2 separate regions of the Homo sapiens genome follow, and region 1 is linked to region 2. A link is an interaction called in ENCODE POLR2A ChIA-PET data of the cell type or tissue named here. Cell type or tissue: PC-9. All regions are shown on one strand. Each heading gives the region's core, and the rest is flanking DNA. Links, peaks and the distances in the headings are about the cores only.

The links. Peaks named below come from ENCODE experiments on the same cell type or tissue, not always from the same donor. Only the 100,000 strongest peaks of a DNase experiment are listed, where the experiment ranks them.
Region 1: POLR2A ChIA-PET joins it to region 2 with 12 read pairs; 3 of 35 experiments call an interaction of 5 or more read pairs at or near these places.

Annotation. Positions count from the first base shown.
Region 1 is chr1:150,969,850-150,972,683 of GRCh38, reverse strand. The region is part of intron 1 of CERS2 (ceramide synthase 2); the gene reads left to right. Among named protein-coding and RNA genes, the nearest start is that of CERS2, 3.6 kb to the left of the region's middle. In PC-9, for the core only: no CTCF peak of the experiment used is centred there; no DNase peak of the experiment used is centred there; H3K4me3 peaks cover 232 bases.
Region 2 is chr1:150,527,294-150,530,202 of GRCh38, reverse strand. All of the region lies in intron 3 of FALEC (focally amplified lncRNA regulator of ECM1), which reads right to left. Among named protein-coding and RNA genes, the nearest start is that of FALEC, 13 kb to the right of the region's middle. In PC-9, for the core only: no CTCF peak of the experiment used is centred there; DNase peaks (open chromatin) are centred at 1,022 and 1,802.

The DNA.
Region 1 (2,834 bases), core at 335-2,834, 440 kb before region 2:
GAGCGTAGACAGATACCATGTCTCTTCATGTGTATGGGGGAGTGAAGTCTGGGTGGAAAAGTGTTTCTAGATGTGATTTTCTCCATAAGAAGTCAAGTAACTGCCCTGAAGGCCCAGGGGGCCTGGAAAAACAGGGTTGTCTCCTTACCGTGTGTACACTTCAGCTTTTCTTGCCCCAGCCTCTTGTTTATGGGGTCTTGCTTGGATCTGTGTGCTGGTGCTAAGAGGCCTCCCCAGTACTGCCACAGGGACCCAACTCTTTGGTTCTGTGGGGATGTGTAAGTGAGGCCGGCCAGGCCCCAGCTGTCCTCCCCTCTCTTCATGTTGAGTCAGAGGTCCTGACCCTGCTGAATCTGGGGCCTCCCTGCTGGGGAGATGGGGGTAGTGCCTCTCTGCTAATGGAGGTGCAGGACCACCAGGGAGGGCTGTGGTCATGGGAAGCCTGCAACCTCAGTGTAAAAGCCCCCATTAATCTGCATTTCCCAAGTCTTCCACTCTCCCTGCTTGGAGTGGAAGAGGACAGGCGCTATCTCATCTTGGGGATGAGGAAGTTGCACTGCCCAGGTGTCTGTCCTTGACCATGCTCTAGTGCCTACTTTGCCTGCCCCCCACCCCCTGTTTTGCAGGCATGAGACATTCCTGGGCCCCAGGAGTCCAGCAGGGGCTCCACCCTCCCTCTGCGACTCCAGCCTGCCGCCTGACTAGAGAAACATCCCTGCCAGTTTTCACAGACCTGGTTGGGGATGGGATCTGAAGTCTAGGACTGCCAGGGCAACATGGTACCTTTGGCTTTACATTTCCCTGGAGAAGTTGGGCTCCAAGAGACAGCAGTCAGGTGACTGGGTCAGGCTGATTTCTCGCTTCCAATCAGGCTGAGCAAAAAAGTGGGAAGAGGGGGCCATGTGCACACATCAAAGTGTTCCGCATTGTCCCTTCTCTGTGCATTTTCTACCCTTGTCCCTTCTTTATTCAATTTTCTACAACTTTTCTCTAGGAAAAAAGTGTGTGTTTGTGTGGGGAAAGTTCCACTGTGGATAATTACATTTAATTTTGTTCAGTTCAGAAGGCTTCCATCTGTTTAATTAAATATTTATTCTGGCTGAGGTGGAGGGGGCAGGGGCAGTGTCTGGAATGTGTGTGTGTGATTTGGGGGAGGAGGAGGGGAGAAGGTGGAGCTGAAGCTCCTTTACTGGCAGTGCTGACCTCTGATTTCATCCGAGAGAGCAGTGACCAGGAGTGGGGACAAGGGGGTAAAGTCCTTGAGCTGGAATACTGACCCGTGACAGGCTGAGGGATTTCGCAAGGGCTACAGTGGTGGGTGGGGGTGGAGCGGGAGCTGTCAGAGCAGCAGCAGGACCAGCCCAGCCCAGCTGTGGTCTCAGGCTCTGTCTTCAGTCAGTGGCACCAACTAGTCTCCAGGTCACTGTGGATAACAATTTCACCACTCTCTTTTCTTCCTGTCTCTGCTTTCACTTTCTGGGCCAGCCTAAATCCCACCGCCTCATCTCCTTCCCAGGAGAACAAGGGGTGGGGAGCCTGGAAAAGACTGTCATGGTCATCCTGCTGCGGCTTCTTGCTGAGTCCTAGGATTGCCAGGTGTTTGCTGGACCCAGCATCCCTGGCTCTCCTGGACCATCTTGCCATTCCTCTCAGCTTCAAGCAGCTGCTCTTCCCTCATGAGCCACACACGTCTGACCGTTCCCTCCCTCCTCTGGGTATCCAAGTGGTCACTCCCACCATGTTGTTCGTCTTTCAGTTGGGGGAGGAGGTTTACATAGCGGCTCTTTCCTAGACTGAGAGGGTATGGGTGTTCCCCTGCAGACTAGGATTCTGTTTTCTGGATGAGCATTTATACGAAATAGCTCTGACCAGGCACCGTGGCTCATGCCTGTAATCCCAGCACTTTGGGAGGCCAAGGCTGGCAGGTTGCTTGAGCCCAGGAGTTCAAGACCAGTCTGGGCAACATGGCAAAACCCTGTTTCTACCAAAAAAAAAATTCAAAAATTAGCCAGATGTGGTGTGTGCTACTTGGTAGTGCATGCTACTCATAGCCCCAGGCACTCGGGAGGCTGAGGCAGGAGGGGAGGATGGCTTGAACCTGGGAGGTGGAGGTTGCAGTGAGCTGTGATTGTACCACTGCACTCCAGCTTGGGTGACAGAGGAAGACCCTGTCTCAAAAGAAAATAAAAGAATAGCTCTTAATTCCATCAGATGTATTGGTCCGCTCTCTTGGTTCCCTGCCCCACAATCCCTGACTCTTTGCAGCCCTACCTTCACTTTTCTTTCTGAAGAGTTATACATAGGGTCCTTCTGCCTTGTGTGTAGGGACTAGATGGCTTGGCATGGAGTGTCAACCTTGTGTGCAGTAGTTCGATGTCCAGTGATTGTGGAGCTCAGTGTCATTTGGGGACATAATTTTGCTTTACCTTGGCTTTTTTTTTTTTTTTTTTTTTTTTGAGACAGAGTCTCACTGTGTTACCCAGGCTGGAGTGCAGTGGCAAGAGCATGGCTCACTGCAACCTTCACCTCCCAGGCTCAAGTGATCCTCCCACCTCAGCCTCCTGAGTAGCTGGGATTACAGGCATGTGCCACCACATCCAGCTAATTTTTGTATTTTTTGTAGAGATGGGGTTTCACCGTGTTGCCCAGGCTGGTCTCAAACTCCTGAGCTCAAGTGATCAGCCTGCCTTGGTCTCCCAAAGTGCTGGGATTTCAGGCGTGAGCTACTGCCCAGCCTACCCTGTCTCTTAATTTTTCTTTAGGGACTTGCTACTCAGATGGGTTGTAGGTTGTAGGGAAGGGGAAGAAGGGTTTGCCTCAGCCCTGCAATGTTT
Region 2 (2,909 bases), core at 286-2,785:
TGGGATTATCATTCCCATTTTACAGAAGAGAAAACTGAGGAGCTAAGTAGCTTCCCTGAGGTGGTGCAGTCCAGGCCCCTGCACATCTACCTCTGTGCCACACTGCCCCTTGTCAATAGGCAGGGATGTAACTGCCCATCAGTCAGGCCCTGATCCACAGCAGTGGATCCAAGAGCTGACCCAAGTTAGGGGCTCTTGTCTTTCTGGATCACCCTTTAAAGAATTTGATGTAAGCTACAGATACTCGCCCCAGAAAAATGCACACACACAGACACACCGCATTTTGCATACTTTAAGAAATTCACAGGCTGGGCGCGGTGGCTCACCCCTGTAATCCCAGCACTTTGGGAGGCTGAGGTGGGCGGATCATGAGGTCAGGAGATCGAGACCATCCTGGCCAACATGGGAAAACCCCGTCTCTACTAAAAATACAAAAAATTAGCCGGGCGTGGTGGCAGGCGCCTGTAGTCCCAGCTACTCGGGAGACTGAGGCAGGAGAATGGCGTGAACCCGGGAGGCGGAGCTTGCAGTGAGCCGAGATGGCGCCACTGCACTCCAGCCTGGGTGACAGAGCGAGACTCCACCTCAAAAAAAAAAAAAAATCACAGATCCCCACAAATCTTTCCATGGGCCCTGCTAGGCAAGCAGGCCATAGGGGAAGACGTTTGGGGTAAATGCTTCAGCCTTTTTGGCTCCAGTCTAGGGCCAAAGGGCAAGCCTTTGAGTTCTACAAGGTTTCATTTTGGGGACAAGGAAAACAAAATTCCACATCTATTTTCATTTACTTCATCTGAGAAAGGAACAAAAGGCAGCAGCCTGCCCACCAAGCCCCCATTTTGGGGCTGACCTAATTACCCAGCTTCTCTCCCACACTCAGATGGCTGAACGCTGCTGGAGGAAATCTTCTAATTCTGCTGGTTTCTGCCAATGCACACGTATGGTTTCTAATCCCAGCTGGGCCTTTAACACTACTTGGCAGCTCTTACTGTACCAGATAAACACTCACACCCCGTTCCCACAATGGTCATTCCAACCCTTCTTTAATGATTCATTAAGCTTTAAAGTTTCCATGTGATAGCAGAAGCCCAGCTGCACATATTTCAATTCACACCTTTCACGGATTTATCCTGCTTCTCCCTCCACCTGTGCTCTAGATCCTTTGATTTTTTTTTTTTTTTTTTTTTTTGCTATTTATTTAGTGGCTCCTGTGCCTGTCATTGGGCTAGGCTCTGGGATGCCTGTCATAGTCTCTGCTCTGGTGGAGCAAATAGCCCTGAGACAAAGACCATCATTCAATAAATATTAATAATTACAAGTGCCAGGCGCAGTGGCTCACGCCTGTAATCCCAGCACTTTGGGAGGCCGAAGCAGACGGATCAAGAGGTCAGGAGATTGAGACCATCCTGGCTAACATGGTGAAATCCCATCTGTACTAAAAATACGAAAGAAAATTAGCTGGGCGTGGTGGTGGGCACCTGTAGTCCCAGTTACTACTCGGGAGGCTGAGGCAGGAGAATGGCGTGAACCTGGGAGGCGGAGCTTGCAGTGAACCGAGATTGCACCACTGCACTCCAGCCTGGGCGACAGAGTGAGACTCCATCTCAAAAAAAAAAAAAAAATTAATAGTAATAATAATTACAAGTGTGATGAGGACCACTCAGGGACAGTGGGGAGTGTTACAGAATGTGTTGATCTGGGGGTTTCAGGAAGGTCTCCCTGAGGAATGACATTTAAAGCTGAGACTTCAGGGATGACATGTCGGCTAGGAATGCTTTGGCCTACACATAACAGAAAACCTGACTAACAGCAAAACCATAAGGATGTTGACTGTTTCCTCAAGAAGCCCAGAAGCAAAAAGTTCCAAAGTTTTTAAGAGGCTTCACAATATCAAGAAGCAGGAGTTGACATCTTTGCAATTTTCTTCACTTCTCTCTCAGTTATAAGATGTTGCCACAGAATCAACTGTGCCTTCCTTATATAACATCATCCCAATGCAAAAAAAAAGAGAAAGGGCTCTGGTTCCTCAACAGCTCTCTTTTATAAGGGCACAAAAATTCATCCACAAGTTCCCTGGAGTCTTCCTCTTGTGTCTTTTTGGTGAAACCTGGGTCATATGCCCACCCCGGATAGGCGAAGAGGAAGAGGGTTACCATGATTGACTTAGACCAATCATGATTTCTTCCATAATACAGCGAGGACCCCACCTTCCCTGAAAATATTTGCTGCCTATTGGATGCCTCACTTGAGGGTCAATGGGACCACCAATTCTGCATATATATGACTAGATAATTCAAGCAAGTCCTCCTACCAATGAAAACTTTTATTTATTTATTTATTTACTTATACATTTTTTGAGATGGAGCCTTGCTACGTCGCCCAGGTTGGAGTGGAGTGGTGCGATCTTGGCTCACTGAAACCTCCGCCTCTCGGGTTCAAGCGATTCTCCTGCCTCAGCCTCCCGAGTAGCTGGAATCACAGGTGCCCACCACCACGCCCAGCTAACTTTTGTATTTTTAGTAGAGGTGGGGTTTCGCCATATTGGCCCCATGTTGGCCAGGTGGGTCTCAAATTCCAGGTTCCAGACCAGCCACCATGCCCAGCCTCTGGTGCTTTTAAAATGAGTTTTTCAAGCTTTTAAGTTTTTGGCCAGGCACAGTGGCCCACACCTGTAATCCCATCACTTTGGGAGGCTGAGGCGGGCAGATCACCTGAGGTCAGGAGCTTAAGACCAGCCTGGCTAACAGGGTGAAATCTCATCTCTACTAAAAATACACAAATTAGCCAGGCGTGGTGGTGGGCACCTGTAATCCCAGCTACTCGGGAGGCTGAGGCAGGAGACTCGCTTGAACCCGGGAGGCAGAGGTTGCAGTTAGTCAAGATCATACCACTGCACTCCAGCCTGGGCAACA